2 separate regions of the Homo sapiens genome follow, and region 1 is linked to region 2. Evidence: chromatin loops called from intact Hi-C (ENCODE). Cell type or tissue: IMR-90. All regions are shown on one strand. Each heading gives the region's core, and the rest is flanking DNA. Links, peaks and the distances in the headings are about the cores only. Region 1 holds the start of LOC105374975 (a long non-coding RNA gene). Region 2 has its middle 160 kb from the start of LINC03005.

Region 1 (5,387 bases), core at 148-5,147, 530 kb before region 2:
AGCAATGATCCTAAATTTTAGTTAAGATTACATTTACCCAGAGGAATTGTGAAGTTTTTGGACATAGGCTCTTCATTATTTTCTAAAGCTCTTTGATCCTCCCTATTTTAAATGTTTCTATTTCAGAGTAGAAACATTATGGACAATTACTATTTTTTACAGATCTGACAACTTTACCCAGGAACGCACTTTCTCTAGTGTTTGTGGACTTGCCTAAATACACTTATTAATTTATTTTTTTAAACATTTATTACCTGTACTGTGTGCCATACAGTATACAAAATTGTTTTTAATAATTGGTTCTTTCTTCAGTGAGTAAGCAAACTAGGAGAGGAAAATAATGCAACAAATATATAGACCAATGCAATAAAAATTGTCATAGGAGTAGTGCAGAAAAGAACATATATTAGACAGGAATCCCATTAGCCTCTCCCTTGAATCCTAGACTTGCATATCCAACTGCTAATGTGACCTCCTTTTGATTTCTAACAGACATCTCACACTTAACATACAGAAAACTGAGCACCTTATACTTCCCAAACCTCCTCTTTCTCTATTCGTTTTCAATTCAGTAAATATCAACTTTACCCAGGACAAGAAAAATGACGTCATCTTGAAGTTCTCTCTTTTTCTCTTATGCCACACCCCATCTTCAGCACGTCCTGTGGGCTTTACCTTCTCCATTGCTGCAATTTTATTCCCAGTCTCCATCATCTTTCTCTTGAATGATTGCAGTAGTCTCCTAACTGGTCTCCCAATTCCACCAGAGATCCCCTTTATGCATCTTCAGTAAGGCAGTCAGAGTGAAACCATTGTTACCACAGCATTGTCATGTCACTACTCAACTCAGAACCTTCTAGAAGCTTCCCGTTTCCCTCTAAATAAAACCAAGCCATAATCTGTGAGGTTCTACAAAATTTAGTTGCCTCTTTCTTCTGTAAACTCAAATCCCCATAGCCTTCTTCCTGAGCATTCTAATCCAGACTCACTCGCTTCTCTCTGTTCCTCAAACACTAGAGATGTGCTCCTGACTCTGGGGCCTCTGCTTGTAATTCTCTTCTCCCAAACATCTGCCTGGCTTTCTCCTTCAGATTTGTGTTTACCTGTCATCTTTTCGGATGCCCTGCCTTAGCTATCTTCTCTGTATTAGTTAGGTTAACCTAGCTTCTGTAACACCTAGACCTAAACATACATCCTGGCTCAAATACAGAAGATGTTTATTTCTCAGTCACACAATGGTCCATGGCAGAGGCTGCTGATGTGAAGAATCCTTGGTTGGTGGGGAGCTTTCCTCCATGTGGTGATTCAGTTTCTATTCTATCTTGAGGTCAACCATTCCTTAGGCCAGGGACCAGCAAAAACCTGCCTGCTGGCCAAATCTGGCCCACAGACGTTTTTCTGATATTGTATAGCCCCCAGCAATTTTTTTTTTTTTTTTGCATTATTTAAGGGTTTGGGGGCGGGAGAAAAATATGCAAATGTGTATAGTTTAAAAAACTGAAAATATTTTATATCTGGCCCTTTACAGAAAAAAAAAAATTTCCGTTCCCTGGTCAAGAGTCAAGGCCTTAGATTACAGCCAGATTAAATGTGATCATGTAAACGCCTTAACAGCTCATACCTTCTTCATCCTTTAAAAAAGAAACAAACAACAACAACAAAAAACCTAGTCTGTGAAACATACAAAAGGAGGTGGAGGGCTAGATTTGGCCTGAAGCCATAGTTTGCCATCTCCTGTTCAGGGCTGTTTACTTACTTTAGAAATAAAGTCCTCTTTTCTTTTTTCTTTTTCTTTTCTTTTTTTCCCCCTTCCTTTCTTCCCTCGCTCCCTCCCTCCCTCCCTCCCTCTCTCCCTCTCTCTCTCTTTCTTTCATTCTTTTTTTTTTTTTCAGGTCTTGCTCTGTTGCCCAGGCTTGGAGTGCAGTGGTACCGTCTCAGCTCACTGCAACCTCCGTCTCCTGGGTTCAAGTGATTCTATTTCCTCAGCCTCCCAAGTAGCTGGGACTACAGGCGTGTGCCACCACTCTCAGCTAATTTTTGTATTTTTTGGTAGAGATGGGGTTTCACCATGTTGGCCAGCTGGCCTCAAACTTGGCCTCAAGTGATCCTCCAGCCTCTCAAAGTGCTGGGATTACAGGCATGAGCCACTGCACCTGGCCAATAAAGTCATTTTCTAGCTTCAATCCCAACAGACACAGTGGAATTTTAATTTTTTTTGATGATTGGTAAATGTGAAAACTATCAGCTTAATATCCTCACCTTATGTTAAAAGAGAGGGGTTGTTCGTTAAGGGGAAAAGGAGAAAATGCATTTATTCCCTCTCCAGTGTCCTTCTGTTGCTCTGATTGGTATGGTATCCAGCAGTAGGCTGGTGGCCAGTGGGAACAAAAAATTACAGACTGGAAGGTCCTAGGGAGGCCTTGGTGATGATTTTTACTTGAGCTAAATTTTTACTTTACTGGCCTGCAGGGGTAGCTACAGGGAAAATAATTTTTTGTACAAGTCAGGGCAATGAACTCTAGTTAAAAAGGGGACTTTCCCCTGTATGTCCTGATAAAGCTTAAGGCATAAAGCCCCTGTCAGTTTAAATATATCTCTGTTTCCTGTGGTCTCTGTCTGCATGCCAGCAACATTCACTGTGAATTGTAACATTTCCTTACATGTATGACCGGGATGATAAAAATAACTACCTCGTGCTAATAGAATTTATTTACTTTGTGTGAATTTCAGGCATACTAGCACATTGTGAAGATATAAAATTGTAACAAGCTGAACCAGTGACTACTATTGTTTGGAAACAGGAGAAATACAATTTTCCTAGTGTTGGGGAAATAAATATTTGGGTGGAAAAAAAGGACATGGAAACCACACTTGCCAAAATAAAAAAAGTAATGGGTGAAAGTTCCCCTTGTTCTCATGTGAATTGAGTTGATGTCAGGTGATGTTTAACTTAATAATGAGGATGCTGGTAAAGAATTGGCCACCACATAGCATTTAGGTTAGTTCACACCAGTCCTTGTCTCCATTTCACTGTATTTTGCAAGATGTAGACTGTTGAAATATCTGGATTTATAATGCTGTGAAACCAGTGCAGGCAACATGTTTTCAGTTCAATTAAACATGTATTTGCTGAGGGCCTGCTATGTGCCAGCCATGTTGCTGGTGGATGTGGATATCATAATTATTATGTGACTACCCCTGCAACTAAGAACCTATAATCCGTTGGAGAGGGTAGCAGCCAAAAAGACCATCATGATGCAATGTGGTCATCACTGCAAACAAAGCTGTCATCACAGAAGAAGTTACCTAGGCTGGAAACCAGCAGGTCTGAGTCCAAGCTCCCAGTTTGCTCTGGTGACATTAGACAAGGTTTTATGGGCCATCGCTGCTGTGTCTTCATCTTTAATAGTGGGGAATAATACCTGCCTCACAGACATGAGAAGGTAGATAAATACAAGATAGATAGATGAATAAATAGATTGGGGGGGGGGGGGGATAGGTCACCTATTGATAACATTTGGCATCCAGAGTGCTCAATAAAGAAGTTTCTTCTTTCCTTTACCTAATTTTAAAGCTGGATTAACCTAACACACCTGAACATATCAAAGAGATGATCAAAAGTAGTAATATTTTTATAGACAATGTAGTTTTTTCTTTTAAAACACCACTCCATACATTTTACAGATACTTCATAAATTTCAAAACAGTGTCATTTTTGGCATGACATACATTTACCAGCTTGGCTTTCCTCACAGATAGCATTTTAATAAACAGCATGACTCCCCTGTTTGTTTGTGAATTAAAGGCAGCTTGCCATATTAGATTCCTATATTATCAGTCATAGTCTCATTAGATGTAATAAAAAACACATTTGCTTTTAGTGTTTCATAGGTAATGTATTTCCTTTGTTCATTTATTAATCATAATTGGAGTGTTTCTCTTTTTTCTGTCTATGCCTTTGACTATCATTTTTGAAATACTTAGGATGATAAGTATTTGCACAGATTTGACATCTGCAAAATATTTTGCAATCAGTCATTGGCTATTCATAGTACAGTAATTAGCATATGTGAGAAAATATATGGTTTATACATCCACTTGTTAAAATTATCACTAATATGTACCTTTTCTTTCTTTGTAATGTCAAAAGGTCCTTGTAATGTATATCTTATTATAAATGTTTTAACTTATATTACAGGTGTGTCTTATTATACAATATTAGAGTAATGAAAATGAATTCATTACAGAATCCCACATGACCTGAATTAACAGAAACCTTCCAGTAGCATGTATAAATGTTTACTCCCAGCTGTGTGCTTCATCACAGCAGAATTAGATGTGAGAATATATCTCAAAGTTATCAATGAATTTAAAAGGGAAATATGACCACTTTAAAGTACAGAAAAAAAAAAAAATAGGCCCGGCGTGGTGGCTCACGCCTGTAATCCTAGCACTTTGGGAGGCTGTGGTGGGTGGATCACCTGAGGTCAGGAGTTCAAGACCAGCCTGACCATCATGGTGAAACCCCATCTCTACTAAAAATACAAAATTAGCTGGGCGTGGTGGTGTATGCCTGTAATCCCAGGTAGGGGAATTGCTTGAACCCAGGAAGCAGAGGTTTCAGTGAGCGGAGATCGCACCACTGCACTTCAGCCTGGGAGACAAGAGTGAAACTCTGTCTCAAAAACAAAACAAAACAAGAAGAGTAACTTTATTACATCATCTATGGATGTGCCTACAATATCTATTAAGATAATTTTCTTTCCTCTATTATTGTTTTGTTTTCATGGGTGCAGGCTCTAGTAAGTCTTCAATCGTTTTCCAGTATATTGGAAATCTGGCCATTCAGGGAGATTTATTTTTCTCATATGTGATTACTTTCTTGGATAGAGTGAGACTGATAAAAGTGTCTTGGCTGAGCACAGTGGCTCATGCCTGTAATCCCAGCACTTCTTTGGGAGGCCGAGGCGGGCGGATCATGAGGTCAGCAGATTGAGACCATCCTGGCTAACACAGTGAAACCCCATCTCTACTAAAAATACAAAACAAAAAAAAAAATTGCCAGGCGTGGTGGCACACGCCTGTAGTCCCAGCTACTCAGGACGCTGAGGCAGGAGAATCGCTTGAACCCGAGAGGTGGAGGTTGCAGTGAGCCGAGATCGTGCCACTGCACTCCAGCCTGGCCGACAGCGAGACTGTCTCACCAAAAAAAAAAAAAAAAAAAAAAAAAAAAGTGTCTCAGGACTTGAGTTTTAAAAGCTGAAAAGACACAAAGTCATGGGCCCATCCTGAAGAGAGGGTTGTTGAATTCTTGCCTAGACAAGAAAGAGTGGTTTAGAGTAGCTAAGGGTATCAGTAGCATGGCATTGTGTGATGTAGCCCCAAAA
Region 2 (5,387 bases), core at 115-5,114:
TCCTAAAAGGGAAAAAGAACAGAAGCAAGAAGTCCAGCTGCAAAGTCACTGAGATTGTCCTGTGAGAGACAGCTCAGCTTTGACATGGGCCTTAGGAGTGGACGTGCTGAGAAGCAGCAACAGGACCAGCTTCAATGGCATCCGGTGTGTGACCTGCACAGTCCCACAGGGTCCTGCACTCAGAGGGGCCCCCTGGATTAACGCTGTCCTGTTGCCATCTTGGAATTATTCATAAGTTTTGAACTGGGGGCCCTATATTTTCATTTTGCGCTAGACCCCACAAATTATCTCACCAGTCCTAAGAGGAAACGTTGTGTTTCCTCTTTGTTTAGATTTCTGTTCAACTTTCCCCTCCTGAAAGAAGCCTGGTCTGGCCACCCTGCCTAAAAGAGCCAAGGCATTCCGGCATTTAGAGGTAAAGAATAGGAGGAAGGGTCAGGAAATGAGATTGTGAGGAGCAGTCAGTAAAGGTCGAATGCCAACATGAAAAGTGTGTTATGCATGAAACAAAAAATTAAAAAAATTAAAAGGTAATTCATGAAAGGAGGGAAGTGGTCAACTTTGCCAAATGCTGCTGAAAGGTCAGATAAGGTGCAGACTTAGAATTAACCCCTAGATTATTTTTGAATGATAATCAGTTATCATAGCTGTTTATGGGGTAAATGTCCACAGCCTTTTTTTTCACTAAGGTAAAATTTACATAAAGTAAAATACTCTTTCTGGCTTAAAGTTCTGCAAGTTTTCAGAAACATACACAGTTGTATTATCACCACCATAATCATCACATAGAACTTTTATCAGGACTCAAATATCCTGTGGCTTTTTGTAGCCAACACCTTCCCCATAGCTAGCGACAGATCTGTTTTCTGCCTCTGTAGTTTCACAATATGTCCTATAAATGGAATCATTCAGCATGTGGCCATTTGAATCTGACTGTTTTTACTTAGTATAAAGCCTTTGAGACTCATCTTCTTATTACACATATCAGTAATTCCTTTGTATTTACTGATGAGTAGCATTGCAGTGTATAGATGGACCACAATTTGTTTCTTCATTCCGCTACTGATGATTCTTTCAGTTTTGAAAGTGACAAATGAATTCACAATAAATATTCACATAGAAATTTTTGTTTGAACATAGGTTTTCATTTCACTTGAGTAAATACTTAGCTCCTGGGTCATATGATAATTGTATGTTTAATTTTATGAAAAAAAAAAAACCTGAATGTTAAAACTGCTTTTCAAAGTTGTTAAACCATTTTTTATGACTACCAGCAATATAAGTGAATTCTAGTTGCTATATAGGTTTTTTTCTTTTAGTTTTAGCCATCCTAAAAGATGGCATATCATTGTCGTTTTAATTTCCATTTCCCTAATGACTAATGATACTGAGCATCTTTTCATGTACTTATCTTCCAACTCTATTATCTTCTTTGGTGGATTATCCATTCACATCGTTTATCCATTTTTTTCATTGAATTTGTTGTTCCCTTATTAGTGAGATATGAATATTCTGTATGTATTCTGTCCACCAGACTTTTATCAGTTATCTACTTTGCAAATATTTTCTCAGAGTCTGTGGCTTTTCTTTTTATTCTCTTACTAATGTTCTTCAAAGAGCAGAGGTTTCTAAGTTTGATTAAGCCCAAAATATCATTTTTTCTTTCATAAATCCTGCTTCTGCTGTCACAATTAAGAAATCTTTGCTTAACTAACACACGTTTAAAAATTTTTCCTAATGTTCTTCCAGAAATTTTATAGTTTTAGATTTTATACCTATGACCATGGGATTTTGTAAGATAGAAGTCATCGGTGACTTTTTTGAGTATCAATTAATTTGTGGGAACAAAGACCTAGTCAAAATAGATCAAAGAGAAAATAGGAGATAAAAGTATTGAGACTGTCTTTATAGACAATGTTTATAGGACTTCTACTACAAAGACGAGGTGAAAATTAGGGCAATCGCTGGAAAGAAACCCTTACAGGTGGAGTATGATGCTGGTTGCGTGTGGGTAAGCAAAATCGGACACACTGGCCTGTGTTTTTAAAAAGTAGTACAAATTGAGACAAATTGGAGGAGAGAAAATCCAGAGAAATCTCGCTCAGTGGGTTAAAAGCTCCAAGCATAGAAACTGGTTATTTAAAATGAAAATAACAGGGTGTCTAGGGCAAGTAAGGATAAACTTCTATGCTTTTGCCTCAGAGCCAGTAAAATGTTTGGCTTGGAAAAAATGAAAAGAGGTAGGAAAAGAATTTCAAATTGACCTTAAACTCAGAAACTTGTCTGATTGAATCTTTTTCCATGGATTGAGCAAGAGAGAATTAGTAAGTGAGGGGGTGGGGGTATCTATTCCCTGGGCAGAACTTCTATGGGTCTCACATTTCCTAGGATCTCTTTAAACCTCCTTTAAACACACTCTGTTTATAAAGTGACCTCAGTGGTTTTGGTACATTCCCTACAGTCCTGGCATTCTCTCTGCTCAGTATCACAGAAAGTAGGCAGTGAGTCAGAGGCAGAGATTAAACATACATGTATGGAATATCAAGCTGAAAAAAAGATCTTTTCAGGTTGCTCGTTCCTTTAATTATAAAATATTCTACAAGCTTTCAAAGGGAAAACAGAGAGAGCACAGTTAACAAATCAAAGAATGCCATGGTAGTCAAAACTATTATGTAGGGTTTGATTTCTAGGACTAGATTAAATTCTATGAAACAACATTCTGGCTTTCTGAGAGGAGAGTCTGAAGCTTCCCTTCAGAGCCAGTGATATCTTCTGGGAGATAGGCCTACTGTACACGCATAACTCAGTTACTGAGTAATCAAAAAGGAAACCAAGGCATTTATTTTGATATGTTTATAAAATTAGGGACGGGTATTAAGTTTTTGTGGTAGTTTTAATTTTTCCTTTGTTAGCTTGTTTCTACTGTCATAAAACTAGCAGTTTCCAGTTAAAAGTTATGCAACATATGCCAACAAGGGCTAAGATTAATTAAACCTGAAATAATTATTTCTTTAAAATGTCCAATTAAGCATTGCATAGCATATTGTGGAAACTTTTAATGGAAGAAATTATAATTAAAAAATAGTATATATAATTTATATGTCATAATGATTCTTGTGTGTGTCCACATGGCATCAAAGAACCATGAAAGGAATAACGTTACTTCTCAGGCTAGTGCATATGGTCTTGCAATGCCATTTGGTAAATCCTGGTCTTTAAAGTTCCTAATTTTCATTTCACTTATGTTAGAAACAGTGAAAAAGTTAGGGAAAAAAATAGCACTTATGACATTTCAACTGCCAAAAATGTGAAAATTACATTACACCTGATTTATACATACAATTAATAAATAGTCAACGATCCCCAATAAATCAATCAGATCCTTATTACTATATGTAAATAATAAAGGTGGAGTAGTTCTGATCCTCGGAAAAAGAGGAATTTCAAATTTCTTGTTAGCCTCTTCATTTCATAGAATCTTTTTTTTTTTTTCGAGACGGAGTCTCACTCTGTCGCCCAGGCTGGAGTGCAGTGGCGCGATCTTGGCTCACTGCAAGCTCCGCCTCCCAGGTTCACGCCATTCTCCTGCCTCAGCCTCCCAAGTAACTGGGACTACAAGGCGCCCGCCACCACACCCGGCTAATTTTTGTATTTTTAGTAGAGACGGGGTTCCACCATGTTAGCCAGGATGGTTTCGATTTCCTGACCTGGTGATCCTCCTGCCTCGGCCTCCCAAAGTGCTGGGATTACAGGCATGAGCCACCGCGCCCGGCCCATTTTATACACAACAGGACCCAACCCAATTTGAGGACATAGTACCAATCCACTTCTGCCAGTGAAATTATTATCACATTTTCTCTAAATCCAGTTCAAGTCACAATTATAGCTAATAATTTTTACTTTTCTGCGTGCCAGCATGTGCTCACTACGTCGAATGCATTTTATTTTCATTAGTCCCCATAGAGTGGGTAATATTTTATTCATGTTTTACACATGGAGAAGCAGATTCAGAGAAGAAAAATAACTTTCCCAAGCTCAAATATGAATTATGTAAAGCAATCATGCCTTTAACTCCAGTATTCTGGAAGGGGGTATGCTCTTAACCACTAACAACAGATACCTACTTAGTACGAAGAGCTTCATATTTGGGCAAGAAAATTCCTGTTGAGGTGACAGAGAAAGGTATAAGCAAAACTGGAAGAGCATTTAGCAACAATTTTCGTTTCAGGTCTATGTTTTGAGAAGGCCATTCCCAGATATTGTGTGGATGAAGAATACGTAGAGGACCCCGACCTGGACCTACAACTGTGTATGAGTTCATCTTCAAGCTAAAATAGCCCAGATATCTCAGAAAAGACACAGTGTGACTAGATACTCCTAGAATTGCTTGCTCAAACCTACACTATGCATAACTTTTGACTTTCCAGTTATACCAATAAAGCATCATCATTTTTGAAGAAATACCCAGAGTCTTAAAAGACCCCAGATATTGTTGCTGCCGTCTCTGAACTCCAGTGGATAGGGAAAAATGTAGAACAGATTCCCTTATGGGAAGTTTAAATCCTAAGGCAATGTAGCCAAGTCATTCTTATTATTCATGAAATCAACCTGTTTCAGGGAACAAAGCTTTCCAATGCAATTTTCAAATAACACACTCAAACAGGTATGCAAGTAAAAAAGCCGGAAAGAAAAGGAAATTGGACCATGATATGTTGAATGCTTGCTTTGAAGAGATAGTTACAGCAAAATGATCAAGACCACAGGAATTGAGGGGAAGTCTGTGCATTCATTTATAAGTATGATGTTATGTATCATCAGCTACTTTTCACCTAGTATGTATTTAACATCTGTCAATGTTGCCTATACTAAGTCATTTTAATGTTAGTAATAGCTATTATTTTATTACATTTTATTTTATTATTATTTTATGAAAGCATATAGTATTATTCATATATATGACAGATTTTTATGAGAGAGAGAGGTTGAGAGAGAGAGAGAGAGAGAGATTCATGATAGAGAACTTTCGATGTCTGAAGCTTGTGGAGAAGTTATTCCTTGCAATAGACATTCAGATCATTTTCAGTTCCATGGCAGACACAGACCCTTTGTTATTAAACACATCAAAGCTTTGCTTCCAGGAAGGGCAGTCTTCTCAGTTGTTCCCTCTCTGAGTGCGAATTTGAATGCTTTTTTCATGGAAAGTGATTATTGTAAGGTAATAAAGAGGTAGTAAATGTGCTCTCTTTCTCTCTCTCCTTCATGCCATACTTTAAGAAAATAAATCTTTGACAAAAGATTAAATAAGCAATTGTTATCGAGCATATTGTTTTGTGACTCACAGACACATTTGTAATGTTAAATATTTATAGCATTTACACAACAGGACA

What was found. Hi-C counts contacts between places; a loop is a spot of excess contacts. Peaks named below come from ENCODE experiments on the same cell type or tissue, not always from the same donor. Only the 100,000 strongest peaks of a DNase experiment are listed, where the experiment ranks them.
Region 1: a loop joins it to region 2, with 7 times the contacts of the local background. A loop is called at or near these places in 3 of 110 quality-filtered maps.

The regions. Positions count from the first base shown.
Region 1 is chr6:23,411,451-23,416,837 of GRCh38, reverse strand. All of the region lies in intron 4 of LOC105374976 (a long non-coding RNA gene), which reads left to right. It overlaps LOC105374975 (a long non-coding RNA gene), which reads right to left and starts at 763. Exons shown (of 3, transcript XR_001744048.2): 1 at 676-763. RefSeq lists an enhancer at 2,364-2,593. In IMR-90, for the core only: a CTCF peak has its summit at 2,476 (motif pointing right); DNase peaks (open chromatin) are centred at 2,597 and 2,947; H3K27ac peaks cover 1,113 bases.
Region 2 is chr6:22,878,257-22,883,643 of GRCh38, reverse strand. No RefSeq gene overlaps it. Among named protein-coding and RNA genes, the nearest start is that of LINC03005, 160 kb to the right of the region's middle. RefSeq lists an enhancer at 4,860-5,387. In IMR-90, for the core only: no CTCF peak of the experiment used is centred there; a DNase peak (open chromatin) is centred at 2,423; H3K27ac peaks cover 4,015 bases.